2 separate regions of the Homo sapiens genome follow, and region 2 is linked to region 1. The links are chromatin loops, found by intact Hi-C in ENCODE. Cell type or tissue: heart left ventricle. All regions are shown on one strand. Links, peaks and the distances in the headings refer to the core of each region. The heading gives the core; the rest is flanking DNA.

Evidence for each region. Peaks named below come from ENCODE experiments on the same cell type or tissue, not always from the same donor. Only the 100,000 strongest peaks of a DNase experiment are listed, where the experiment ranks them.
Region 2: a loop joins it to region 1, with 2.3 times the contacts of the local background. A loop is called at or near these places in 1 of 110 quality-filtered maps.

The regions. Positions count from the first base shown.
Region 1 is chr5:141,238,078-141,253,163 of GRCh38, forward strand. It overlaps PCDHB15 (protocadherin beta 15), which reads left to right and starts at 7,318. Exons shown (of 1, transcript NM_018935.4): 1 at 7,318-11,288. The coding sequence starts at 7,502. The coding sequence ends at 9,865. It also overlaps PCDHB@ and the pseudogene PCDHB19P. In heart left ventricle, for the core only: a CTCF peak has its summit at 7,243; no DNase peak of the experiment used is centred there; H3K4me3 peaks cover 1,022 bases; H3K27me3 peaks cover 223 bases.
Region 2 is chr5:141,184,135-141,199,220 of GRCh38, forward strand. It overlaps PCDHB9 (protocadherin beta 9), which reads left to right and starts at 3,027. Exons shown (of 1, transcript NM_019119.5): 1 at 3,027-7,407. The coding sequence starts at 3,185. The coding sequence ends at 5,578. PCDHB10 (protocadherin beta 10) reads left to right here and starts at 8,219. Exons shown (of 1, transcript NM_018930.4): 1 at 8,219-11,513. The coding sequence starts at 8,419. The coding sequence ends at 10,821. It overlaps PCDHB16 (protocadherin beta 16), which reads left to right. Exons shown (of 1, transcript NM_020957.4): 1 at 1-2,092. The coding sequence ends at 756. It also overlaps PCDHB@. RefSeq lists enhancers at 4,441-5,001, 5,002-5,560, 10,082-10,607. In heart left ventricle, for the core only: a CTCF peak has its summit at 8,172 (motif pointing right); no DNase peak of the experiment used is centred there; H3K27me3 peaks cover 1,024 bases.

The sequences.
Region 1 (15,086 bases), core at 4,999-8,998:
CTAGACCTGTCCACCTAAGTACAGTTCCTCCTAAGTCTCCAATGTCTAATTGCCCTTGGGTTCTACAGTAAGACTCCATTGGTAATAGTAAAATTCCTTTGTTTAACCTATCTTGAAGGGGGATGTCTTGAAATCAAAAGAGACTTGAAAGGTATGTACAACCTTGAGTACTCAATTAGACTATCTACCATGAAACCCTGGTCTTTTATTGCATGCTTCTAATATTAACTTAATGAATGAAATACAGGATGTACAAGCCTAGAGATAACAAATCTATACTAGAGGCTTATGTAACAAAATTTAAATTTGTAAATAATTTATGAGGTCTTTCAACAGATAAATGCTACAAAGGGCTTTATGAAATGTCTCATTAACTTTACCTCCATTATTTTATATGTCCCATGATTACTTTTTAAATAATACTTTTTGTTTAAAAAATAATAATAACACTGAAATTGTAAGTTTTGGGTGTCTGTACCTTTTCTCAGGATCATCATACCCTCCTTAGCAGACTCGTTCTTTTAAAAATTACTTGCTAAGCTCAGTGTGAACAAAATTATTTTTGTCATGTAATGTAAAATATTCTTGCTCCATAAATAATCCCAATTTATCGATCATATGGATTGATTCATGATTTCAGTTATAGTAATAAATATTTAATTAATATCCTCTATTGCTAGAAAGCCTCACGAAAGAAATTTAAGTTTCTTCCAAGCCTAGGAGCTAAGATCTTAGAAAGAGGAAACTTTTTCCAAGAGATGAAAGATGGGAATGAAAAACTAACTTTGATTCATTGGGTTACTGACATAGGTACAAGCTTCTATCCCATTAATATTAAAAAATGCATAGACATTCAGGACACATTTTCTTGGACATGTAAATCCATAATAGTGAATTTGGACCCATGACCAAAATATTTCTATAAGGAAATTTGTCCATCAGATTTTGCCCATGACTGGCATATTTTGAAAGTTTAATTAATCGAACTTGTTTGTATAGAAGAAAACATTCTAAAGTAGAATGTTGATTTGAGTTATTTATGCCTTAAGAGAAACCAATATGAACCACAGTTCTTACACTTGGCTCATCCTTAGTTTTCTCAGTTAGCTAGATAATTAGAATGCCACAACACATAATAGTGTCTATTATTTAAACATTGTGAGTAAAACATTGGCTAAAGTTGGCACAGTTGGGAAGACCCCCAAGTCTCCTCCCCCAAAATGTTTTCTCTTTCCTCAGAAGTAAAAATTTCAGTTCCATGCTAGGGTTTCAGTATTCCAATGAATCCACAAGAGATACATAATTGCTTACTAAAAATGAGTTGAGATCTTCTCCAGTTGGGAATATGCTTAACCTGCTATTTCAGGTGAACTTAACATATTTTCTTCTGCATTTTACTTTTTACTTTAACTTCAGCCTTTATATCCATGATCTTGGCTGGCTCCCTCTTCAAGGTCTCAGTGACTCTCAGCTTCAACATGTGTGTATCTCAGTATTAACAATAGATGGTGATGCTCTTTATAAATTATTTTAGATACTGTAACAAGTCAACATAACAAGCTCACAGTCCTTAGGCAATATTCACAAATAAGTTATCCACAACTCTTAGGCTACCTATTGAGTTTGCATAATAAACCAGATTTAGCTAGTATATCACTTAAGTTTACACTCCTGAAATGTTAGAATGAATCTCTTCAACTACTGTGCTAGCACTCATTCGATCCATCAAAGAGAAGAGGCTTTCTTAACCGAAAATTGCGTTGCTGCAAGGATTGATTCCCAGAGCAGATTGCCTACCAACGCAACATAGGCATCCGGACCCTGAATGCTGTTGGTGTTGGAGAAATGGAGGCTGAAAAGGAGCACTTTCCTAGAATAAGGCAAGTGCTGCTTCTCTTTGTTATGCTGTCTCAGACTTGTGCGGAGTGGAATATACTGTGCGGAGTGGAATATACTGTAGCAGAAGAAACAGAAAGTGGTTCTTTTGTGGCCAATCTAACAAAGGACCCAGGGCTAGAAGTAAGAGTAATATACCAGTGGAGGCCTCGGGTCATTTTTAACAATAACAAAAAATATTTTCAGCTGAAACTTCAGACCGGAGACCTGCAAGTAAATGAGACATTGGACCGGGAAGAATTGTGTAGAATCACTGAGCCTTGTGTGCTGCAATTCCAAGTGTTACTGGAAGAACCTTTGGAGGTTTAAACTTTTGGTCAGTGACATAAACACAATTCCCCTGTATTCCCAGAAGCAGAAATTATTTTGAAATCATGGAAAATACTCCTCCAGGAACTGTGTTTCCTCTGAAAAATACACAAGATTTGGATGTGGCCATCAATAACATCCAAAACTACACCATCTACCCCTACTCCCATGTCCACGCTCTCACCCAAAATGGCAGTGAAGGCAGAAAATACCCAGAGCTGGTTCTGGACAAAGCCCTGGATCGGGAGGAGCAGGCTGAGATCAGGTTAACTCTCATGGCAGTAGATGGCGGGACTCCTCCCAGAACTGGGACTGCTCTGGTCCTCATTGAAATCTTGGACATCAATGACAATGCACCTGAGTTTGTGTAGCCACTCTATCAGGTGCAGATATCAGAAAACAGCCCCCTGGATTCCCTTGTTGCCACTGTTTCCGCTAGAGATTCAGACATGGGAATTAATGGTGAGATATTCTACTCATTTTTTATGGTGATGAAGAGATTTCTAAGACATTTGCACTTAATGAACGAAGGGGAGAAATTAAAATAATCAGAAAACTAGATTTTGAAAAAATTGTGTCATATCAGGTGGATATTAAAGCCTCTGATGGGGCAGGTCTTTCTGGAAAATGCACTGTCATAATACAGGTGGTAGATATCAACGATAACGCTCCGGAACTGACCATGGCTTCATTCACAAGCCCCATCCGCGAAAATTCTCCTGAGACCGTTGCAGCTCTTTTCAGCATTCAAGACCGCGATTCTGGGAAAAATGGAAGAATAGTTTGATCAATTCAAAATGATGTTCCGTTCATGCCGAAACCTTCCGTTGAGAATTTATACTGGCTGTTAACAGAAGGACCACTGGACAAAGAGATTAGAGCCGAGTACAACATCACCAACACAGCCACGGACTTGGGGACTCCTAGGCTGAAAACCGAGTACAACATAACGGTGCTGGTCTCCTACGTCAATGACAAAGCCCCCACCTTCACCTAAACCTCCTACACCCTGTTCGTCCGCGAGAACAACAGCCCCGCCCTGCATATTGGCAGCGTCAGCACCGCAGAGACTCGGGCACCAACATCCAGGTCACCTACTCGCTGCTGCCGCCCCGGAACCCGCACCTGCCCCTCGCCTCCCTGGTCTCCATCAACACAGACAACGGCCACCTGTTCGCCCTCAGGTCGCTGGACTACGAGGCCCTGCAGGAGTTCGAGTTCCGCGTGGGCGCTTCAGACCGCGGCTCCACGGCGCTGAGCAGCGAGGCGCTGGTGCGCGTGCTGGTGCTGGACGCCAACGACAGCTCACTCTTCGTGCTGTTCCCGCTGCAGAACGGCTCCGCGCCCTGCACCGAGCTGATGCCCCGGGCGGGCCGCCGAGCCGGGCTACCTGGTGACCAAGGTGGTGGCGGTGGACGGTGACTCGGGCCAGAACGCCTGGCTGTCGTAGCAGTTGCTCAAGGCCACGGAGCCAGGGCTGTTCGGCGTGTGGGCGCACAATGCACTGACAGGCTGCTGAGCGAGCGTGACACAGCCAAGCACAGGCTGATGGTCCTGGTCAAGGACAATGGCGAGCCTCCGCGCTCGGCCACCGCCACGCTGCACGTGCTCCTGGTGGATGGCTTCTCCCTGCCCTACTTGCCGTTCCCTGAAGCGGCCCCGGCCCAGGCCCAGGCCGACTTGCTCACCGTCTACCTGGTGGTGGCGTTGGCCTTGGTGTCGTCGTTCTTCCTCTTCTCGGTGCTCCTGTTCGTGGCGGTGCGGCTGTGCAGGAGGAGCAGGGAGGCCTCATTGGGTCGCTGCTCGGTGCCCGAGGACCCCTTTCCAGGCATCTGGTGGACGTGAGCGACACCAGGACCCTATCCCAGAGGTACAAGTATGAAGTGTTTCTGACGCGAGGCTCCGGGACAAATGAATTCAAATTCCTGAAGTCTGTTATCCCTAAGCATCCGGGCGCTGTGAATGATGGGAGGAAAAGTCCAACTTTGTAAATGGTTTTGGATTCAATTAAGAATCTGTAGATTTTTCAGAGCATTTAGGATAAAGGTTAGTCCTTTATCAATATATTAAGTCTCTGTTATGTTTTTTGTGCTATATGGATTTTCTAAGATTTTTGCTGATTTCATTTTCCTACTTAAGATTAGACATTTTCTTTGATTATTTGTTCATACTTGGTCTCCTTTTATCATGTCCATTTTGATGAATACAACTTTCAGGTTTACTCATTAATGAAAAGTAATATTTGTTCAATTTATCAACTTTTCAAAATCACAGGCTGTTGACTTGAAGACTCCAGCTCCATTCCGTTTCATTAAAGAAAGCTTTTCTAAACTTTTGATGCTTAGAAGACAGGAACGATGATATAGTGATTATTAGTACATATTCTATTGATTCTGTCTTATGCTTACCTGTCTTGAATTTTTAAATGGAGAAGCGTCTGCAAAAATTGCATCGTTTTATTTCACAATAGCTTGAAGTGGGAAAGACTACATTTTTCCCCAAACTTAAAGACTTTTCTGCTCTTTTTATAACCTTCACTCCATAACATATATGAGCATTATTATTACTATTATTGAGTCAGAGTTTCACTCTTGTCGCCCAGGCTGGAGTGCAATGGCGCGATCTGGGCTCACTGCAACCTCGCCTCCCCGGTTCAAGCGATTCTCCTGCCTCAGCCTCCCGAGTAGCTGGGATTACAGGCTCCTTGTTTTAGTAGAGATAGGGTTTCACCATGTTGGCCAAACTCAAACTGGCTCCTGAGGTCAGGAGTTTGGCTGGTCTCAAACTCCTGACCTCAGGTGATACACTCGCCTCTGCCTCCCAAAGTGTGGCATTACAGGTGTGAGCCACCTTGCCCGGCCATACGAGCATCTTTAGTGATTATTAGATTATCTCAAGATTTTAAAATCATAGCTCCCTTTTGTAGCGTCTATCTAGCCCACCTGATCTTTTTCTGGAAAATTCTCCCTGTCTTTGGCTGAAGTGTAATGTTGCAGCCACATTTATTTTATATGACCCACCTCCCTCTGTGATTTCAAACACAAAAATAAGATGATCCTAGCTGGCCTAATCTGATTCTCTCTGTTTAAAAAAAAATGGCTTTAAGAACCAGATACAACATAGTCTCTTTGTTAGGAACATAAGCAGAAAGTGGTGTCATATTTGGCTAAACACTTGCAAAGAAATACAGAACATCAATCTATTGAGAGACAAGAAAAAATAAGGTACCAAAAGAATGACCTTGTCATAGATTTTCCTGTTTTAGATTTTCCAGTCCCTCCCAAGTCTTTTTCCCTTAGGTTGCTGGAGACAAATTTGTGCTCTTTAATAAATTTCCCTCTAATTAAGAGATCTAAGTGAGGTTTTTGTTGTCAAAAGCATGTTTAGATATTCCTGCATTGTTGGTAAGTTAGACCTTTCTTCCTATTGGGTTTTTATTGTGGCTTTTCATATTAGTATGACAACATTTGGGATCAAGGAGGTTGTAAAATATTAGTAGTCTATAAGGGACATGCACTAGCTTTTGTCAGAATATACAATTTTGAGAAAAACTGAAGGATCTTTCCAATGGTACAGTCTTTGAAGTGTTTAATAGAAATTCTTAGAACATTTTATTATATAAGAGTTTTGAATATCGTAAGTGTCATAATAACATTACTGTAAAAAAAAAACCTTGACAATGAAAAATGTGTGTCTAAAAGAGACATAATCCTTATCTTTAGGGTCATCATAATCTTGTTATGTTCTTTCTTTCTGTCATATAATATATCCCTTGCTTATGGGTAGCTAAGTTGTTTTGCCACTTAATGAAATGACATTTTAGGTCATTCTGAGTTATTTCACATTACTATTTAAAGGGCATAGGAAATAGCTACCTTATGAACATGTTGTCTTTGTTTATCCATCTTATATAATGAACTTGAATCCCAGAAGAAGAGGGAATTTCTACAGTAGGAGGAGAACCTATCTGTCAGAATGTTTAAATTAATTGTGATTTATTAATGGATCCATTTAACAAATATTTATTGAGCACGTACCATGTGCCAGGGATTATTTTAGATATTGGGGATGCAGCAGTGAACAAAATGAAGTTCTAACATGTGAGGTTGAAACAGAAAGGAAACAACTAAATAAGTACATCTATACTACGTCAGATAATAAATACGAGAGAGACAAGGCAGGGCTGGGTACAGCAGCTCATGCCTATAACCCCAGCACTTTGGGAGGCTGAGGCAGGAGGATTGCTTGAGCTCGGAAATTTGAGACCAGCCCGGGCAACATAGCAAGACCTCATCTTTACAAATAATTAAAACATTAGCCAGGCATGGTGATGCGCAACTGTGGTCCCAGCTACAGTTGCTGAGGTGGGGGGATTGCTTGAGCCTGGGTAGTCAAGGCTGCAATGAGCAGTGATTGTGCCACTGCACTCCCTCCTGGACAACAGAGCAAGACCCCATCTCAAAAAAAAAAAAAGGAAAAATGAAAAGAAAAAAAAGAAAAAGCAAAGTAAGAGATATAGGAAGTGCCTTCATATGTATTTTTCCACAGTTTAAAATTTTCATAAAATCATAACTCTCTGACTTTATGTAGAAAGGATACCACACTGGAATTAACGTGTAGCTTTTTCTTGATGTAATCCAACCAATGGGAGCACAATTCTGGTACATAGGCTGTCTAGAATTTGAAAGAAATTAAAGAATTCATTTTGTTTTGCTGATAAATTTTTAAGAAATCACGTGGCTTTATGTTATTATTATTACAAGATGACTGATCACTATTATGTCTTCTTTCACTTCTCAATTTCCCTCAGAACACTACACCCAGACTACAGGCTCTGGAGGGTGGGGACCATGTCTGGGTTGTTTACTGATGTATTTCATAATTTGGCACATAGAGACCAATAATACTCCTTTAAATGAAGAAATTAATAATTACCATTGCGTGATATTGTGATTACATCATTTCCTCCCAATTTCCAAACTCCTAATAGAATAGAGAATAGATCAATTGTAGCAATTCGTTTCGAAGCAAAGACAACGCATGGTGGCGCTGCAGGCTAAGGCTTCAAAAAAAGGAAAAGGAAAAAGCCCATGAAATGCTACTAGCTACTTCAGACCTCTTTCAGCCTAAGAGGAAAGCCTGTTAGCAGAGCACGGACCAGTGTCTCCGGAGAATGCTATTCTCCTACATTTCCGAACAGGTTATCAACGCACAGATCGATCACTGCCTCTGTCCCATCGCTCCCTGAAGTAGCTCTGACTCCGGTTCCTTGAAAGGGGCGTGTACAGAAGTAAAGATGGAGCCTGCAGGGGAGCGCTTTCCCGAACAAAGGCAAGTCCTGATTCTCCTTCTTTTACTGGAAGTGACTCTGGCAGGCTGGGAACCCCGTCGCTATTCTGTGATGGAGGAAACAGAGAGAGGTTCTTTTGTAGCCAACCTGGCCAATGACCTAGGGCTGGGAGTGGGGGAGCTAGCCGAGCGGGGAGCCCGGGTAGTTTCTGAGGATAACGAACAAGGCTTGCAGCTTGATCTGCAGACCGGGCAGTTGATATTAAATGAGAAGCTGGACCGGGAGAAGCTGTGTGGCCCTACTGAGCCCTGTATAATGCATTTCCAAGTGTTACTGAAAAAACCTTTGGAAGTATTTCGAGCTGAACTACTAGTGACAGACATAAACGATCATTCTCCTGAGTTTCCTGAAAGAGAAATGACCCTGAAAATCCCAGAAACTAGCTCCCTTGGGACTGTGTTTCCTCTGAAAAAAGCTCGGGACTTGGACGTGGGCAGCAATAATGTTCAAAACTACAATATTTCTCCCAATTCTCATTTCCATGTTTCCACTCGCACCCGAGGGGATGGCAGGAAATACCCAGAGCTGGTGCTGGACACAGAACTGGATCGCGAGGAGCAGGCCGAGCTCAGATTAACCTTGACAGCGGTGGACGGTGGCTCTCCACCCCGATCTGGCACCGTCCAGATCCTCATCTTGGTCTTGGACGCCAATGACAATGCCCCGGAGTTTGTGCAGGCGCTCTACGAGGTGCAGGTCCCAGAGAACAGCCCAGTAGGCTCCCTAGTTGTCAAGGTCTCTGCTAGGGATTTAGACACTGGGACAAATGGAGAGATATCATACTCCCTTTATTACAGCTCTCAGGAGATAGACAAACCTTTTGAGCTAAGCAGCCTTTCAGGAGAAATTCGACTAATTAAAAAACTAGATTTTGAGACAATGTCTTCGTATGATCTAGATATAGAGGCATCTGATGGCGGGGGACTTTCTGGAAAATGCTCTGTCTCTGTTAAGGTGCTGGATGTTAACGATAACTTCCCGGAACTAAGTATTTCATCACTTACCAGCCCTATTCCCGAGAATTCTCCAGAGACAGAAGTGGCCCTGTTTAGGATTAGAGACCGAGACTCTGGGGAAAATGGAAAAATGATTTGCTCAATTCAGGATGATGTTCCTTTTAAGCTAAAACCTTCTGTTGAGAATTTCTACAGGCTGGTAACAGAAGGGGCGCTGGACAGAGAGACCAGAGCCGAGTACAACATCACCATCACCATCACAGACTTGGGGACTCCAAGGCTGAAAACCGAGCAGAGCATAACCGTGCTGGTGTCGGACGTCAATGACAACGCCCCCGCCTTCACCCAAACCTCCTACACCCTGTTCGTCCGCGAGAACAACAGCCCCGCCCTGCACATCGGCAGTGTCAGCGCCACAGACAGAGACTCGGGCACCAACGCCCAGGTCACCTACTCGCTGCTGCCGCCCCGGGACCCGCACCTGCCCCTCACCTCCCTGGTCTCCATTAACACGGACAACGGCCACCTGTTCGCTCTCCAGTCGCTGGACTACGAGGCCCTGCAGGCTTTCGAGTTCCGCGTGGGCGCCACAGACCGCGGCTTCCCGGCGCTGAGCAGCGAGGCGCTGGTGCGAGTGCTGGTGCTGGACGCCAACGACAACTCGCCCTTCGTGCTGTACCCGCTGCAGAACGGCTCCGCGCCCTGCACCGAGCTGGTGCCCCGGGCGGCCGAGCCGGGCTACCTGGTGACCAAGGTGGTGGCGGTGGACGGCGACTCGGGCCAGAACGCCTGGCTGTCGTACCAGCTGCTCAAGGCCACGGAGCCCGGGCTGTTCGGCGTGTGGGCGCACAATGGCGAGGTGCGCACCGCCAGGCTGCTGAGCGAGCGCGACGTGGCCAAGCACAGGCTAGTGGTGCTGGTCAAGGACAATGGCGAGCCTCCGCGCTCGGCCACCGCCACGCTGCAAGTGCTCCTGGTGGACGGCTTCTCTCAGCCCTACCTGCCGCTCCCAGAGGCGGCCCCGGCCCAAGCCCAGGCCGACTCGCTTACCGTCTACCTGGTGGTGGCATTGGCCTCGGTGTCTTCGCTCTTCCTCTTCTCGGTGTTCCTGTTCGTGGCAGTGCGGCTGTGCAGGAGGAGCAGGGCGGCCTCAGTGGGTCGCTGCTCGGTGCCCGAGGGCCCCTTTCCAGGGCATCTGGTGGACGTGAGCGGCACCGGGACCCTTTCCCAGAGCTACCAGTACGAGGTGTGTCTGACGGGAGGCTCTGAAAGTAATGATTTCAAGTTCTTGAAGCCTATATTCCCAAATATTGTAAGCCAGGACTCTAGGAGGAAATCAGAATTTCTAGAATAATGTAGGTATCTGTAGCTTTCCGACCGTCTGTTAATTTTGTCTTCCTCACTTTTCACCTTAGTTTTTTTTAACCCTTTAGTAATCTTGAATTCTACTTTTTTTTAAATTTCTACTGTTGTCTTTAGTAATGTTACTCATTTCCTTTGTCTGATTGTTAGTTTTCAAATTATTGTATTATTATAAATATTTTATATCAGGAAAGTTCATATTTCTGAATAAATTAATAGTATTCATTCCTGAAGGGTGATATGAAAGTTAACCCCACCTAATAAACATAACTCTAATTCTGAAATTACCTTTCACACTATATGACACTACATAAGAATGTATGATTTTTGAAGTCATATTTTAAGTTTTTTTTATAGTTTTTCTTATTCACACAGCTTGACTTTTTGACAAAAGTTTGGGGTGTAATCATTTCATATTTATCCATGTGTAATTTCTTCCAAGCTTCATATTTGGAGTTTTGTTTTTTCCAATAAGGAGCAACATGGATAAGTTTAAGCTACTCTTTTCAAGGTCACACTTGTAAGCATTAGATTTTCATTCTAAAACACATATGTCATCTCATAAAAATATATCTGCGTAATGTATTCTGTCTCATGTAAATTAACATAGAAAAGACTAATGGGTTCTTCCTTATCTCTATCTAATGTTATGATCCTATTGGGGGGACTGGACAGGCTTTCTAATACCCAGATTTACTGTGTTTAAGGTGTTCGTATAAGGCCAATAGACACTAGGACCAAGTAATGCATCTCCTGCAATTTCCTCTTTTCACAGCAGGAAAATCTTAACGAGTTCCAAATTCTGGGCTTAGAGGAGCTTCTGATGGTACAGTATGCCAACATCTACTTGTTTTGGATGGCAACATTGTTCTGATTCATAAGGAATTTGAAAGAAAATACATTGTAGAATTAATATTAGTTAACCAAACAAAATTTATTAAAGGATATGTTGGTGAAGGAGTTGAATTATTTGAGGAAAAAACATCTGCTCTCTTGTCAGGACTTTTCTGTCTCCAGGAGCTTCTCAACTTTGCAGATACTCTAGAATGGTATTGCATGCAAAATAATGACCGCCAAGATGTTCCTGCCCTAATCCCCAGAACCTATGAATATGTTATATTGCAAAGAAATTAAGGTTCAAACAGAATTAAGGTTGCCAATCAGCTAAACTTAAAATAGGGAGACTCTCCTAGATAATCTGGGTGGGTCTATTTCAATCAGTGGAAAGGCCATAAAAGCAGAGTTGAGTCTTCCGTGAGATGAAAATAAATTTTGTTTAAGGACAGCAGCTTCAGCTTATGCCCCAGAATTCCAGCCTGCCCCTCCTAACTGCCTGCTGTACAGATTTTGGACTTGTCCAGCCACGTTTCAAAACTGAGTAAGTCACTTCCTTGCAATAAATTGATTACTACACATCTGCTGCCTGTTTCTCTGGCTGAACTCCAACTAACACAGATTTTGATACCTGGAAGTGGGGTGCTACTGTAATAAACACTTAAAATGTGCAGATGGCTTCTGAATTGGACAGTGGGCAGAGGCTGGAAGAACTTTGACAGGCATGACAGAAAAAGCCTCGCTTGCTTTGGACAGAGTGTTAGCAGAAATATGGTGTTAACAAATCTGCTAGTAAGGACTCAGAATGAAGTGAGGAGCATGTTGGAGAAACATGTTGCCTTAGAGAATACCACATCACTTTAAATAGATTGTGAGTAGAAATATGGATGTTAAAGTCTCTGCTGGTGAGGGTGCAGAAATGAGGAAAATATTATTGGAAACTGAAGAAAAGGGAATCCTTTTATATGGTGGAAGAAAAATTAGCTGAATTGTGTCCTGTAGTTATGTAGAAAGAATTTTTAAGCAATGAACTTGGGAGATTTCACTGAGATTTTCAGGCAAAGGGTTAAATGTACAGCCTGTTTTTTTCTTGCTGCTTATAGTAAAATGTGAGAGGGAAAAGAATGAGAGGAATTAGATTGAGAGAAGAACTGTGAAGCAAAAAGGAACCCAGACTTGATGGTTGGGGAAATTCTCACCCTATTCAGACTGCAACAGATGTTAAGATCAGGAGATTCACTGCTAAGGATGCATGTTTTGGAGAGAAAGCCACAGACATATCAGGACAACCTTTTACTAGTGCGTTGAAAGAATCAGGTAGTCAATCATACAGAAGGCTCTTTGAAGAGACTAGGTACATGACATGGATATCTTCAGCCACATCAGCAGAAGCCAGGAATATAGACATAATTACTCAGGAAATAACTTCGAAGGAGTCTCTTGTTTAATAAATTGAATCCCTGTGAAATGCACAGGAAATAAGGTTATTGAGAATGTTTAATCAGCAGAAACACTGCCAGCTTGAATTGAAAGGGATAGAGAGAACTAATTAAAGGAGGATGTGGTACCCCCCTCCCCAAACTCTGTAAGCTAGAAATAGACTGATAAAACTGCTTAGCTAAAAACATGTGCCAATTCCAATGAAAAAGGAAGGATGCATCAGAGGATGGAGCCTGAAGTCCAGAGAGTACAGCTCTCAAAACACAGAGGATTAGTCCCAAGCCTTGAAAGCAGGAGTTTCCCTGGATGTATTGCCACATTCATTGGTGCAGGTGATTTTTTTTTTTTTACTTTTACTTTTTTACACAGTTGCCAGACTAGGTTCCAAGTTGTCTACTTAAAATGTATGAGGCATTTGTCAGAGAAGTAATGAGGTAGGAGATCAGCAGGACTTATTCCCCTATCAGAACAGGACAAAATGAAGAAATTGACAGGAACCAGCAGGTGGTGCACAACTGAAGTGAAAAACCCTGCAGGAAGTAGCAGCTGGTGTTGAAGGCAACCTCTAATTGCCCTTACTGCTCATTAGCATAAGAGATTCCCACCAGCCCCATGACAATTTACAAATGTCATGGCAACCCAGAAGTTACTGCCCTTTTCCATGGCAACAACCTGGAAGTTACTGTCCCTTTTTCTAGAAAGTTCTGAATAACCAGCTCCTCAATTTGCATTAACTCACCTCTTAATTTGCATGTAAGTGAAAATAGGTATAAGTGAGTATAAATACAGTTGCCAACAACCCATAAGCTGCTACTGCCAACTCTGGGTGCACTGCAAAATAGTTAGTCCTGCTCAGCAAGGAGCAGTCCCTTTTAATAAAAGATTGCTGTCTAATAACACCTGATTGCCCTTGAATTCTTTTATGTGTAAAGCCAAAAGGCCTCCTGGGATAAGCCCTAATTTGGGGCCTTGCCTGTCTTGAATCAGTCATATTGTTTTCCCTGGGGTGTTATCAAGGGACAGTACTCTGAACTACTGCAATTAAATTTATGCCATCATTCAATCATCTCACAACTGGCAAACATATGCAAATAACTGAATTTTCAAGAAATATTCCTGGCTAGTAGCATCTTCAAAAGCTGACTTTGGAGAACAGAATCAGAAAGTGAACGGATAAATGCGAGGCACGCTTTTACATCTGGACTTAACGGTATCCTGAGCAAGATGACTAAGATGTTTATGCAGCAATCCAGAATACCCTGCCCCCATCACAGGCAATAAGTAGCAAGGCTAAAAATTTTACTTAGTAAAATTGACTAAATATGGATCCTGAAAATATTCATAAGCAGATCAGCAGTCCATGTGTTTTTGTGGATTATGGCTATTTGAAGGATAAGTTCCAATTCTCCTCTATGTCATGCATAGCACCTAGAACAATTTTGAACATGAGTGACAATTCATTGTTTCTTAGTGAATAAAAAAATTAAGGACAGTGAAATAAGTTTTTTGGAAACTAGCAGAATAGAGACTCTCATCAACATAAACAGAGCCATTCATTTTACCTATTTTCTCTTTCAGATTTTGTAGACTTCTTTTGAGATTTCTGTAAGTCTCACCTTGCCTTTTATGATGTTAATCTAAGGCCATTGACCGTCTTGCTTTATTTCCCTTCCTTGCTTTTATTTTCTTCCTAAATGGCAATTGGAATACATAGGTAGTTGTGGTCATATGACAGCATTCACAAGGTGGGAGCTACCTTATTCCAACAATTGGAAAGTGGAGAAGAATTTTAATTTCTTCCACAAATGAATTTAAATGGGAGCAACAGTTTTCTGAGAAACCCATTAGCTATATTTTTGGTATAATAAAAATAAGCTGCAGTGTCTCTTCACTATCCTCCAAACCACTACTTAAAAGAGCAACATGGAACTTCTATTTCTAGTTTGATTACTGTAAACATGGAAATTATGTATAATTTTAGACAATTTAGTTAATATGACTATTTAAATGTATATAAAATTATCCCTTTTGGCTGATGGCTGAATTTTTAGAAAAGATTTCCTTAAAAGTTGAAAGCTTGGTGGTACTAGCAGAGGTCTCTCTGGATATTTTGAAGTCGTAATGGAGTGTTATGAGTTATCTTTGGGATAATCCCCTAAGGGTTTTATAATCTTAGATAAACACTGTGATGATGTATTTTCTTCACAAAAGAACAAAGGAAACATAAACATAATGAATATTTTTTGTTAATCCAATGCCTATTCCTGTAAAAATGGATTCCTTTCCTGTAAAATCGATAGAATATAGGCTCTAATATAGCAAGCTCATTTCATACGTATTTCCAATCTATTAAGGGAGAGGCTTGTGTCTTTTTTCCCAAGCAAAGCCAAATAGCATTCAATGAGAGTTCACTTTGGTGATGTTTAATGAAAATCTAACTCAGATAGAGGCCTCACTGGAATACTCCATGAACAGAAATGTAATCTGGGCAAAACCCTGCAGGCTTTATCCTGGGAAATGTAATAAAAAAAAATCAGAATATTGTCTCTATTGCTGAATCAGTAGCCTGGAAGTCACTGCAGAAGTTTTACCTGTGGGAGGCTATGGGAACCCTCTTGTGTCATGTGCTCTCAAATGTGAATGAGCGGGCCAAGAACTAAGAATATTCAAAAGATTTTAAATGTCCAAATAGGCAGTTCTGGAAATACCTCAACATTGTTTGGATATTACATTTGACATGAAATAAAAAGGCATATGAAATACTTTGACCAAATTCTGTTCCAAGTTCTCTTTCTGACCAGAAATTTTCATCTGATCATTGTTAAAAGTCTGATCCATGCCAGGGAAGTCAGGCATTCCACATTTTCCAGATCCAAAGAATGGAGGTTAAAGATATTCCTGAGCATGCTCCTTGAAGGAATCTTGTGTCACTCAACTAG
Region 2 (15,086 bases), core at 6,594-10,593, 52 kb before region 1:
GCTTTCGAGTTCCGCGTGGGCGCCACAGACCGCGGCTCCCCCGCGCTGAGCAGAGAGGCGCTGGTGCGCGTGCTGGTGCTGGACGCCAACGACAACTCGCCCTTCGTGCTGTACCCGCTGCAGAACGGCTCCGCGCCCTGCACTGAGCTGGTGCCCCGGGCGGCCGAGCCGGGCTACCTGGTGACCAAGGTGGTGGCGGTGGACGGCGACTCGGGCCAGAATGCCTGGCTGTCGTACCAGCTGCTCAAGGCCACGGAGCCCGGGCTGTTCGGTGTGTGGGCGCACAATGGCGAGGTGCGCACCGCCAGGCTGCTGAGCGAGCGCGACGCAGCCAAGCAGAGGCTGGTGGTGCTGGTCAAGGACAATGGCGAGCCTCCGCGCTCGGCCACCGCCACGCTGCACGTGCTCCTGGTGGACGGCTTCTCCCAGCCCTTCCTGCCGCTCCCAGAGGCGGCCCCCGGCCAGACCCAGGCCAACTCGCTCACTGTCTACCTGGTGGTGGCGTTGGCCTCGGTGTCGTCGCTCTTCCTCTTTTCGGTGCTCCTGTTCGTGGCGGTGCGGCTGTGCAGGAGGAGCAGGGCGGCCTCGGTGGGCCGCTGCTCGATGCCTGAGGGCCCCTTTCCAGGGCGTCTGGTGGACGTAAGCGGCACCGGGACCCTGTCCCAGAGCTACCAATACGAGGTGTGTCTGACAGGAGGCTCAGAAACAAGTGAGTTCAAGTTCCTGAAGCCGATTATCCCCAACTTCTCTCCTTAGGGCACTAGGAAAGAAATAGATTAAAATTCCACCCTTCACAATAGCTTTGGATTTAATTATTGATAGGAACCCATTTGATAAATTCCTTAACTTCTTATGATTGTCTTGTTGATTAAATTGTTCATGCTCACCACCACCAATAAGGTATTTTTCTCTGATTGTTAGTTCAAATTATATTGTTAATTCCAGTTTCCCTTTTCCTCATATTTACCCCGAAGAGGTGTTGCATATAGAATCCCAATTAACAAAATATACTTTATCTTCAAAGTTGATGTCATTTAAAATTTTTCCGTCTTTATATTTTATTTACTTCCTATTCATTTTTTGCTCCATTTTTCATGTTACTTCTCAGTTTCCTAGAACTTCAAGTATTAAAATAACCTGTTGCATGTATTAGGCATATTTCCTATGTTACATTTCTTTTGTCTATTTTCCTTTCAAAATTGGTATTTTTGTTGGGCTCAATTTTCATTATAATACTTTTCTTAAAGTTTCTTTCTTTCTTTTCTTTTCTTTCTTTTTTTTTTTTTCCTTTTTGAGACAGGGTCTTACTCTTGTCACCCAGGCTGGAGTGCAGTGGTACAATCTTGGCTCACTGCAACCTCTGCCTCCTGGGCCCAACGGATCCTTCCACCTCAGCCTCCCAAGTAGCTTGGACTATAGGTGCATGCCACCATGCCTGGCTAATCTTTTGCAGCGATGGGATTTTGCCAAGTTGCCCAGGCTGATCTTGAACTCCTGGGCTCAAGCCATCCTCCCTCCTCAGCCTCCCAAAATTCTGGGATTACAGGCATAAGCCAATGTGCCCATCCAAAGTTTTATTTATTTATTTTTTTGAGATGGAGTCTCGTAAAGTTACCTTTAAAAAAAAAGTTCTATTTTCCCTGTATTGGTATCTCCTTAAATAAAATAAAATATTCCTATTGTAAGTGATATGAGAAATCTTTAACCAGCCTTATCTAAAAATAAAAAGAGAAGCCATTGTAAGACATTCAGTATGTGTAAATGTGTTTGTGTTTGTAGACAAAAGGCAAAGGTATTATGTAAAAATATTTAATAATTTATTCTTTCTATTACTGAATTAAAAAATCAGAGGTCCCTGTTATATTTTTAATGGCTAACAACTCAATCTCATTAAGTTGGAAAAAAAACTTATCAAAGAGACATTTACATGGTTTGGCTTTTATATTCATCATAGTATACATTGGCGGTATCTAGCCCTTTCTCTGTAAAATATCCCTATGTTTAATCTGTATTTCTTGCTTATTATATGTAAAGTTGAGCTTCTTTCTAGATATTAGGCCTTTGAATAAAATTCTATGTGAGTCAGATTTAATAATTTGTTTTCACTTTCAATAGTGTTAGGATAGGTGTTAGTTTGATCTGTTCTTTACCTCCGCTTATTTGGTTCAGAGAAATTAGGGCCTACTAGATTTCCACTAAAAGGGACTTGAAAATAAAGGTCAGTCCCTTCTTTAATTCTGCAAGTTACTTTAAAGCTAATCTAAGAAAAAAAAAAAACAAATTGCAAAGTATGAGTAAATTAAAGAAAACAATTTTCAAATGGCAGAGATCGAAAGGCACTGAATTTTGTTTCATGTCCTACTCACTAGTTTATTTATGCATGCCTTAATATAGCCAGCATTTAGTGAGTGGCTAATTTGCCAACCAAAGATGACTAAGACATAGTTGTTCTCAAGTAGTTCACACATTGATGAAGGGGCAAACTGGCCTGAAACAAGAAGCAATAATATTTATAGAGTAAACATAGTTGTATGCGTAAGTTTTAGAGAAGCACAATGGAAAGACAGCCTAATGCTTGGTTCTGGACTACAGAGCGGTGATTCTAGTTAGGCAATCTGAGATCTTGAAGACATTTGTTGAAGAAGATGTGAAACAAGTTTTTTTTATTGTTGTTAATTTTTGGTGTTCCTATGCCCAAAGCTTTTGAGACAGTGAAATTGATTATTTTGGTGGTTCCAGAAGGCACCCACAATTTTCCCTTTGTTTGCGTAAGAGTTGTGTCAGAGGCGAAAGGCCTAACACAGCTAAATCTAACACAGAGTTGAACAGGGTTACTGCTAGAAACATTTTTTCAACTGTTCAATTTTTATCTTTTCTCATGAAGCAATGAAGAATTTTTAAATAAACACAAAAATTGGGCACAGCCATTTGACTGTGTTGGAAGCCACAAGGTGGCGCTGCAGACTGAAGAGACGGAGGAACAAAATTGACCAGAATGCTACGGAAGTCCTTGACAAAAAGGAAACACTGAGACAGATGGGCTGAGAAGAAGAGCTGTCGAGTCCCTGATTGGGAAAGGAAAAATTAAAAACCCTAGATCTCTGGTACACATAAGTCTGGGTTTGCGATTGCTATTTGTGCTGGGGCAGTGTGATTGAGACTGACATTGAGGAAAGAAGCAGCTATGAAGACCAGGGGGTTCAGCTTTCCAAGACAAAGGCAAGTCCTGTTTCTTTTTCTTTTCTGGGGAGTGTCCTTGGCAGGTTCTGGGTTTGGACGTTATTCGGTGACTGAGGAAACAGAGAAAGGATCCTTTGTGGTCAATCTGGCAAAGGATCTGGGACTAGCAGAGGGGGAGCTGGCTGCAAGGGGAACCAGGGTGGTTTCCGATGATAACAAACAATACCTGCTCCTGGATTCACATACCGGGAATTTGCTCACAAATGAGAAACTGGACCGAGAGAAGCTGTGTGGCCCTAAAGAGCCCTGTATGCTGTATTTCCAAATTTTAATGGATGATCCCTTTCAGATTTACCGGGCTGAGCTGAGAGTCAGGGATATAAATGATCACTCGCCAGTGTTTCGGCACAAAGAGATGGTCTTAAAAATATCAGAAAATACAGCTGAAGGGACAGCATTTAGACTAGAAAGAGCACAGGATCCAGATGAAGGTCATAACAGTATCCAAAACTACACGATCAGCTCCAACTCTTTTTTCCATATTAAAATTAGTGGCAGTGATGAAGGCATGATATATCCAGAGCTAGTGTTGGACAAAGCACTGGATCGGGAGGAGCAGGAAGAGCTCAGCTTAACCCTCACAGCGCTGGATGGTGGGTCTCCATCCAGGTCTGGGACCTCCACTATACGCATTGTGGTCTTGGATGTCAATGACAATGTCCCACAGTTTGCCCAGGCTCTGTATGAGACCCAGGCTCCAGAAAACAGTCCAGTAGGGTCCCTTATTGTTAAAGTGTCTGCAGGAGATGCAGACTCAGGAGTCAATGCAGAAGTATCCTATTCATTTTTTGATGCTTCTGAAGATATTTTAACAACGTTTCAAATCAATCCTTTTTCTGGGGAAATCTTTCTCAGAGAATTGCTTGATTATGAGTTAGTAAATTCTTACAAAATAAATATACAGGCAATGGACGGCGGAGGCCTTTCTGCAAGATGTACAGTTTTGATAAAAGTATTAGATTCCAATGACAATCCTCCTGAACTGATCATATCATCACTTTCCAACTCTGTTGCTGAAAACTCTCCTGGGATAGTATTGGCTGTTTTTAAGATTAAAGACAGAGACTCCGGAGAAAATGGAAAGACAATTTGCTATGTTCAAGATAATCTGCCTTTTTTTCTGAAACCGTCTGTTGACAATTTTTACATCCTAATGACTGAAGGTGCACTGGACAGAGAGAGCAAAGCTGAGTACAACATCACCATCACCGTCACTGACTTGGGGACACCCAGGCTGAAAACCGAGCACAGCATAACCCTGCAGGTCTCCGACGTCAATGACAACGCCCCCGCCTTCACCCAAACCTCCTACACCCTGTTCGTCCGGGAGAACAACAGCCCCGCCCTGCACATCGGCAGTGTCAGCGCCACAGACAGAGACTCAGGCACCAACGCCCAGGTCACCTACTCGCTGCTGCCGCCCCAGGACCCACACCTGCCCCTCGCCTCCCTGGTCTCCATCAACGCGGACAATGGCCACCTGTTTGCCCTCAGGTCGCTGGACTACGAGGCCCTGCAGGCTTTCGACTTCCGCGTGGGCGCCTCAGACCGCGGCTCCCCGGCTTTGAGCAGCGAGGCGCTGGTGCGCGTACTGGTGCTGGACGCCAACGACAACTCGCCCTTCGTGCTGTACCCGCTGCAGAACGGCTCCGCGCCCTGCACCGAGCTGGTGCCCCGGGCGGCCGAGCCGGGCTACCTGGTGACCAAGGTGGTGGCGGTGGACGGCGACTCGGGCCAGAACGCCTGGCTGTCGTACCAGCTGCTCAAGGCCACGGAGCCCGGGCTGTTCGGTGTGTGGGCGCACAATGGGGAGGTGCGCACCGCCAGGCTGCTGAGCGAGCGCGACGCGGCCAAGCACAGGCTGGTGGTGCTTGTCAAGGACAATGGCGAGCCTCCTCGCTCGGCCACCGCCACGCTGCACGTGCTCCTGGTGGACGGCTTCTCCCAGCCCTACCTGCCTCTCCCGGAGGCGGCCCCGGCCCAGGCCCAGGCCGACTTGCTCACCGTCTACCTGGTGGTGGCGTTGGCCTCGGTGTCTTCGCTCTTCCTCCTCTCGGTGCTCCTGTTCGTGGCGGTGCGGCTGTGCAGGAGGAGCAGGGCGGCCTCGGTGGGTCGCTGCTCGGTGCCCGAGGGTCCTTTTCCAGGGCATCTGGTGGACGTGAGCGGCACCGGGACCCTGTTCCAGAGCTACCAGTACGAGGTGTGTCTGACTGGAGGTTCAGAGACCGGCGAGTTCAAGTTCTTGAAGCCGATTACCCCCCACCTCCCGCCCCATAGGGGTGGGAAAGAAATAGAGGAAAATTCTACTCTCCCCAATAGCTTTGGATTTAATTATTGAAAGGAACCCACTTAATAAAGACATTTACTTCTTTAATATATTCTTGTTGGCTAACTAAATTGTGTATGCCCACCACAAAGAAGGTACTATTTTTTGTTTGATTCATCTTCAACTTTGCGTATTATGCTTAACTTCACAAGTTAACTTTTTCTTATTTTGTATCCTGATGAGGCATTTCTTACTAGAATCCCATAAGTGAAATATAATATTTTTCAAAGTTGATATCATTTAAAAATTTTTGGTCGTTTTAAATGTCTTTATTGACTTTAAATTCATTGCCTCTACATTATTCATTAGTTCTTCTTTTCCTAAAACTTTTTACTTGTTAAAATAGTCTGCTGCATGTAATATGTGCTTTTACTATTTGATATTTCTTCTATTTTTCTTTTGAAACCGGTGTTCTTATTGGTTTGCCATCCTTGTTCATTACAACTGTTTTTTGTTTGTTTGTTTGTTTTTTGGTTTGTTTGTTTTTTTTTTTTTTGAGACGGAGTCTCGCTCTGTCGCCCAGGCTGGAGTGCAGTGGCGCGATCTCAGCTCACTGCAACCTCCGCCTCCCAGGTTCAAGCGATTCTCCTGCCTCAGCCTCCAGAGTATCTGGGACTACAGTTGCATGTCACCACGTTCGGCTAATTTTTGTATTTTCAGTAGAGACGGGTTTCATCATGGTGGCCAGGATGGTCTATCTCTTGACCTCGTGATCCACCCCACTCAGCCTCCCAAATTGCTGGGATTTACAGGCATGAGCCACCGCACCCAGCCTACAATAATTTTCTTAAACTTTACCTTTTATTTTAAAGTTCTAGTTTCCCGGCATTGATAGTTCCCTATTTGAAATATAATGTTTCTCTTGTAAGTGATATGATAAATAAACCCCTAATTAGCCTTAGAAGAAAAACCACTGCAAGATATTAAGCGTGTGTAAATGGGCTTTAGTCTGGAAACCAAAAAAAAAAAAAAAATTTAGTCATTCTATAGGATCATGTGAAAATATTTAATTTGCTCCTTTTAATTCTGTATAAACAAATCAGAGGTTCCTGAGGTTCCTGTTAAATTTTTAATGGCTAATAGCCCAGTGCCATCCAGTTGAAAAAACAACAGCAATCACAAAGTAGAGGTTTATATTGTGCGGCTTTTATATTCAGCTATTAGAGTGTTATTGGTAGTGTCTAGCCTTTTCCTCCACGACATTCCTTGACTTAATCCATTTGGGCCTATTATAGACAAAATAGAGCTTCTTTCTAGATATAAGGTCTTTGAGGCAGGGCTCAGTGGCTCATTCCTGTAATCCCAGCACTTTGGGAGGCCAAGGCGGGCAGATCACCTTAGGTCACGAGTTTGAGACCAGCCTGACCAACGTTAAGTAACCCCGTCTTTACTAAAAATACAAAATTAGCCAGGCATGGTGGCACATGCTTGTAATCCCAGCTACTCGGGAGGCTGAGGCAGGAGAATCGCTTGAACCCAGGAGGTGGAAGTTGCTTTGAGCCGAGATTGCACCATTGTACTCCAGCCTGGGCAATAAGAGCAAAACTCCATCAAAATAAAATAAAATAAAATATAAAATAACTTAAAAAGAACTTTGAATAAAATTCTATGAAAAAAGACACTAGAATGCTGTTCTTAATTTTAATAGTGTTAAGATAGGTGTTAGTGTGGTCTGTTCTTTACCTCCCTTTATTTGGTGCAGAGAAGTTAGATCCTGCTAAATTTCAATTAAGAGGGGACCTTAAAATAAGGATCAATCTCTTATTTAACCCTGTAAGTTACTTTAAAGCTAATACAAGAAAAACAAAGACAAGTGAAAGTAAGGAAACAGAAATTGCAAAGAGTAAATGAAAGAAAAAAACTTTCAAGTGGTCGGAATTGAAAGGCACTGGAAAACGTTTCAGGTTCTACCCATCTGAGTTTATTTATGCATGTCCTAATACAGGCAGTATTTATTGCTTGTCTGATTTGTCACTCACAGATGATTAGGACATAGTTCCTATCCTTAAGTAGCCCACACATTGAAGAAGAAATAGATTTGCATGAATTAAGAAGCAATAATATTTGCAGGGCAATCATAGTTGTATACACAAGTTTTTATGAGAGAATAGAGGAGGGACAGCTTAAATGCATTATACAAGATTACAGAGTGATGATTCTCCTTAATCAGTGTGATGAGATTTTGAAGTTTGTTGAGGAAGGTGTGAAACATATTTTCTTTGTCTGTTTTGGTGTTCTTATCCCGATGTTTCTGGAAAAGTAAAATCTCCTGTTACTTTGGTGATCCCAGATGTCAGCAACATTTTCCCTTTGATTCTTGACATTGTGTGAGAGTTGTGTCTGAGATGAAAGGACTAGTAGAGAGCTAAATTTAGCACAGTGAGGTGGACAGAGTTATTGCTAGAAACATATTTTCAAGTGTTGAATTTTTAACTTTTCCCAAAAAGAATTGAAGAATCTCAACAATGTGACTATTTCTCTGTCTCAACATTAATTTTTACAAGACAAACGAAAATAAACATGAAAAATTTAAATGAGGCACTAAAGGAAATTGTCTGAATACACACACCCAAATGGGTACAACTACTGAAATCTGGTGGAGGCCACACGGTGGCGCTGCAGGCTAAAGAGACGGTTTGGGAATTGCTCTGAGGATGCTATGCAAGTCACTAATAAAGGAAGACACGGACAGATGAACTTAAAAGAGAAGCTTTAGCTGCCAAAGATTGGGAAAGGGAAAGGACAAAAAAGACCCCTGGGCTACACGGCGTAGGTGCAGGGTTTCCTACTGCTGTTCTTTTATGCTGGGAGCTGTGGCTGTAACCAACTAGGAAATAACGTATGCAGCAGCTATGGCTGTCAGAGAGTTGTGCTTCCCAAGACAAAGGCAAGTCCTGTTTCTTTTTCTTTTTTGGGGAGTGTCCTTGGCAGGTTCTGGGTTTGGACGTTATTCGGTGACTGAGGAAACAGAGAAAGGATCCTTTGTGGTCAATCTGGCAAAGGATCTGGGACTAGCAGAGGGGGAGCTGGCTGCAAGGGGAACCAGGGTGGTTTCCGATGATAACAAACAATACCTGCTCCTGGATTCACATACCGGGAATTTGCTCACAAATGAGAAACTGGACCGAGAGAAGCTGTGTGGCCCTAAAGAGCCCTGTATGCTGTATTTCCAAATTTTAATGGATGATCCCTTTCAGATTTACCGGGCTGAGCTGAGAGTCAGGGATATAAATGATCACGCGCCAGTATTTCAGGACAAAGAAACAGTCTTAAAAATATCAGAAAATACAGCTGAAGGGACAGCATTTAGACTAGAAAGAGCACAGGATCCAGATGGAGGACTTAACGGTATCCAAAACTACACGATCAGCCCCAACTCTTTTTTCCATATTAACATTAGTGGCGGTGATGAAGGCATGATATATCCAGAGCTAGTGTTGGACAAAGCACTGGATCGGGAGGAGCAGGGAGAGCTCAGCTTAACCCTCACAGCGCTGGATGGTGGGTCTCCATCCAGGTCTGGGACCTCTACTGTACGCATCGTTGTCTTGGACGTCAATGACAATGCCCCACAGTTTGCCCAGGCTCTGTATGAGACCCAGGCTCCAGAAAACAGCCCCATTGGGTTCCTTATTGTTAAGGTATGGGCAGAAGATGTAGACTCTGGAGTCAACGCGGAAGTATCCTATTCATTTTTTGATGCCTCAGAAAATATTCGAACAACCTTTCAAATCAATCCTTTTTCTGGGGAAATCTTTCTCAGAGAATTGCTTGATTATGAGTTAGTAAATTCTTACAAAATAAATATACAGGCAATGGACGGTGGAGGCCTTTCTGCAAGATGTAGGGTTTTAGTGGAAGTATTGGACACCAATGACAATCCCCCTGAACTGATCGTATCATCATTTTCCAACTCTGTTGCTGAGAATTCTCCTGAGACGCCGCTGGCTGTTTTTAAGATTAATGACAGAGACTCTGGAGAAAATGGAAAGATGGTTTGCTACATTCAAGAGAATCTGCCATTCCTACTAAAACCTTCTGTGGAGAATTTTTACATCCTAATTACAGAAGGCGCGCTGGACAGAGAGATCAGAGCCGAGTACAACATCACTATCACCGTCACTGACTTGGGGACACCCAGGCTGAAAACCGAGCACAACATAACGGTCCTGGTCTCCGACGTCAATGACAACGCCCCCGCCTTCACCCAAACCTCCTACACCCTGTTCGTCCGCGAGAACAACAGCCCCGCCCTGCACATCGGCAGCGTCAGCGCCACAGACAGAGACTCGGGCACCAACGCCCAGGTCACCTACTCGCTGCTGCCGCCCCAAGACCCGCACCTGCCCCTCGCCTCCCTGGTCTCCATCAACGCGGACAACGGCCACCTGTTCGCCCTCAGGTCGCTGGACTACGAGGCCCTGCAGGCTTTCGAGTTCCGCGTGGGCGCCACAGACCGCGGCTCCCCCGCGCTGAGCAGAGAGGCGCTGGTGCGCGTGCTGGTGCTGGACGCCAACGACAACTCGCCCTTCGTGCTGTACCCGCTGCAGAACGGCTCCGCGCCCTGCACCGAGCTGGTGCCCCGGGCGGCCGAGCCGGGCTACCTGGTGACCAAGGTGGTGGCGGTGGACGGCGACTCGGGCCAGAACGCCTGGCTGTCGTACCAGCTGCTCAAGGCCACGGAGCCCGGGCTGTTCGGTGTGTGGGCGCACAATGGGGAGGTGCGCACCGCCAGGCTGCTGAGCGAGCGCGACGCAGCCAAGCACAGGCTCGTGGTGCTTGTCAAGGACAATGGCGAGCCTCCTCGCTCGGCCACCGCCACGCTGCACTTGCTCCTGGTGGACGGCTTCTCCCAGCCCTACCTGCCTCTCCCGGAGGCGGCCCCGGCCCAGGCCCAGGCCGAGGCCGACTTGCTCACCGTCTACCTGGTGGTGGCGTTGGCCTCGGTGTCTTCGCTCTTCCTCCTCTCGGTGCTCCTGTTCGTGGCGGTGCGGCTGTGCAGGAGGAGCAGGGCGGCCTCGGTGGGTCGCTGCTCGGTGCCCGAGGGTCCTTTTCCAGGGCATCTGGTGGACGTGAGGGGCGCTGAGACCCTGTCCCAGAGCTACCAGTATGAGGTGTGTCTGACGGGAGGCCCCGGGACCAGTGAGTTCAAGTTCTTGAAACCAGTTATTTCGGATATTCAGGCACAGGGCCCTGGGAGGAAGGGTGAAGAAAATTCCACCTTCCGAAATAGCTTTGGATTTAATATTCAGTAAAGTCTGTTTTTAGTTTCATATACTTTTGGTGTGTTACATAGCCATGTTTCTATTAGTTTACTTTTAAATCTCAAATTTAAGTTATTATGCAACTTCAAGCATTATTTTCAAGTAGTATACCCCTGTGGTTTTACAATGTTTCATCATTTTTTTGCATTAATAACAACTGGGTTTAATTTAATGAGTATTTTTTTCTAAATGATAGTGTTAAGGTTTTAATTCTTTCCAACTGCCCAAGGAATTAATTACTATTATATCTCATTACAGAAATCTGAGGTTTTGATTCATTTCAGAGCTTGCATCTCATGATTCTAATCACTTCTGTCTATAGTGTACTTGCTCTATTTAAGAAGGCATATCTACATTTCCAAACTCATTCTAACATTCTATATATTCGTGTTTGAAAACCATGTCATTTATTTCTACATCATGTATTTAAAAAGAAATATTTCTCTACTACTATGCTCATGACAAAATGAAACAAAGCATATTGTGAGCAATACTGAACATCAATAATACCCTTAGTTTATATACTTATTATTTTATCTTTAAGCATGCTACTTTTACTTGGCCAATATTTTCTTATGTTAACTTTTGCTGATGTATAAAACAGACTATGCCTTATAATTGAAATAAAATTATAATCTGCCTGAAAATGAATAAAAATAAAACATTTTGAAATGTGTGGTTGAGATTGCTGGAGATATTCATTTATATGTTGCAAATTTATTTTAAATACCAAATTTTTAATAAGCAAGAGGAACTAAAGGTTAGAATGAAAAACAAGTTTCATCAGTTTTTTTATATTACTATATATAAAATATATACTATATATAACTAACATTTTATAGTTTTTTAAGTTAGCTGTTCTGCCAGTCCCTTACCACAGTGTGGTTTCTTCTTGAATTGATCTCAATATTTATAAATAATATGTTTATAATACTATATCTTGATATTGTTTTGTATTTGAACCATTTCTTTCTATAATAGAAAAGCATTTTAGCTTTATTTCCAAACTAACAAACATATGCAAACATTGCAAATTCTTTTTCTCCTATTCTCCAATATAGATGTCACAGTTTCTTAGTTAAATTAGTGGTTATTATCTATATTGTTACATGCTTCAGAATATGCATTTGTATACTGTACTAGAATTACATTTCCATACTTGAAAAGTATGGTTCCTAGAGTTCGTAATTGTTATTTCATACTTGCATTATTTTCTATGTACCTCTATTGTTTTTTTCCATATCTTTCATTTGAATGTATTTTCTCCTTAAAAATATTCCAATTTTTAAGATACTCTGTCAATGACATTTATTTTCAGGAGCTCTTTCATCGTGAGTTTCCTGTTTCATTTAGACTGGTTAATCTATAGACTGTTACCCTGGGACTTTTTCCCTTCAATACTTTCCTGTATGAGTCTACTTTTCCAAGGTCCAGTATACTCTTTTTTCTAGTTTACTCTCTTATTCAGCTGGCACGCATCTCTCAAGACCTTCATATAAACGAATGCAGAAGAGATTTTTAAAAAATTGTCTCCTTACATTGTGAAGACATCTTTTTTGTTTGTTTTCATTTGCTTGATAGTTTGACTGGGTATAAAATTCTAGTTTGAAAATAATTTTCCCTCAAATTTTGAAAGCTGAAGCTGTCTCTTTTACTCATTGCATGTCGAGTTTCTTCAGAAGACTGACTTGATTTTGATTCCATCTCTCTTTGTGTCCTTCTCTCTTACCTCCTTTCCTGGAAGCATTGAAAAACTTTTTCCTGGTAATCTGAAAAGACCTTAATACAGGCATTTTATTTATTAATCTGGCCATGCAGGCATACCCTGTTAACATATAGACTCTTACTGTAAGTTCTGAGAAATTTTCTTGTTATGTTTTAGTAATAATTTATCCATTGAGTTTTCTACAGTCTCACTTTAACCAGAATCTCATTAAATATTGCACCTCCTGTGTTGATTTTCTGAGACTCTAAATTATAATTTTTTTCTTCTTTTCCATCTCTTGTTCTACTTATTAGACAATTTATTTAATCATCCAATCTCCATATTTAAGTTTTTCTTTTTGGATAGCAAATATTTATTTTTAAGAGCTCTTGGTTTTTCATAACATCCTATTACAAATTTGCAAATGTAAATCTTCTTTCATCTATAATTAATCTATTTATTCTTTAAAAATGCATTATATAGTAAGAGTTATTATTATACCTATTTTAAACTTGCAAGTGAATCAAAGGGAAGTTAAGAATTTGCCTAAGGCTATATAGCTAGTAAGGGGCACTTAAGCCCTAAGCTATTCTTTGTCTTCCAGGTATAAATACGTACTTGATAGGGTTACTGTTAACATCAACTAGGTAAATCCATATGAGGCACTAGAATAATGAACTTAGAATAAGTCAATAAGTGTTAGCTCTTATTACATTTTGTTTCTCTGGGGATACTAATCAGACATTTTAAAAGGCTTTCTTTTGTTTTCTGAATTATATCTATTCCCTCCTGTTGCTTTTTGTGCTTGGCGGTAGTATTACAGTTTTGGCTTTTCTATTTCATGTTGTAGGCATTTTCTCAAATGTCTTGTTATCTTTGACTGTCTTATTATATATATGAATGGTGACACAGCAAATGCTGACAGTCAACACTTCATGAGTATTGATGACAGGGCTTCACTCTAATGTAACCATGCTAGGATAGAGCTACTACCTTGGGAAACCCCCACATATCAGTACATGTAAGTCTTTATCTGCGCCTTTCATATTCCCCAGGATAGAATTCTACAATATTCAATGTTTTGGGTGCGATGGGGAAGATGTCAGGCATATATCTTGTGTCCTACAATCTGAGAGTATCATGGCTAGGAGTCTCACAATACAGAAGGCAGTGTTTTGCCTAATCTCCCTATCTTTAGTTTCATACCTCCTACTTTCACTCAGCTCTGCCTGGGGTTTCCAAGACTGGAGATAGTATAATTTCTCCAGAATATAATCTAATTTCTCCAGAGTATAAGCTTTCCATTCTCTGGCTCTCAGTTATTTTCTTGTCTCTGTATGATGGTGAAAAGACCAGAGAATTCAACTATCCTACATACATACTTTCAACTAATAACTTCTTTTTTAAGCCCTTACTTGACTTCAGCCTTCTTATACACCTGGTTCCTCCAAGTCTGGTACCTACTAGGATTGTGTAGGGAAAACCCAGTAGTTTATTTTTAGTATCTCCAATGAAGGAACTTTATTTTAGACATTTCTTGGAACTATTGTCAATTGCTCTTTCATCTGCTTTCTATCATCAAATAATTTGTGTATTTACTTATGTATTCTTAGTCTTTGTGAATTCATACCTTTTATTACTTTTCTGTCATTTTAGAGAGGGGTTAAGAAGAAGGAAGGATAATTGTATAGTCAATCCACATACTATTCAATTTCTACTCTTCTGCACTGATAATTTTTCAACCATGTATCTAGTTCACATTTTTGTGAATGTAATTTGAAATTAGAATTTTTAAAAGCAGACTTCTTAGATGTCCTCCATTATTGAGAGTACTTTGAGATGTCTAACAGTGGATACCATTGGTAGTTTCCAAGCACCTATTCCAACTATCTCCCTCATTATGCCATGCACTTTGGCTAGGACTGAAACCACCTCAAGTTTAAGGGGCAATCTCTGCCTGGATTAAAACAAAGGGTCAAAGATGGAGTCTTTAGATTCTGGGACTATAATCTCTACCTTTAATCCTATACATCTTGAGACACTGATTTCTTCAGTAACAGGCTGAAGTGCTCTCAGTTGGTCTAATCAGAATGAAGGCTAAGATTTTGTTCTATTATTGAGGAAGAAAATATCTCTCATTCTGTCTTCTTGAGCTGAAAAACAAAGCAGATAGCCATAGATGTTGCTGGAATAAATCTTGGGAAACTGAGGGAGGGCAGTCTTAGAAATAAGCCTGCTTTAAATGAAACTAACATGCTTGTGCTTGTGTATTTATTATTTTTTGAGAAGCTGGAACTAAATCAAGGATTCTCATAATGTGTTCTACTCCCAATATCTTACTTTACTTTCTAGCAGTTCACAATTCCTTGCTACCAAGGAAATCTATATAAATGCCTTCTTGTGCTATCATAACTATCAAAGTATGTCCCATCTCATGGTTAATCCAGTTTCATATCCTCTGAGAGGACTTCTAAAATGACCCATGTATAGTTTGCCTTTTCATTACCACCTAAGGAAAGTCAAGTAGTGATAGAATTTTGTACAGCTTAAA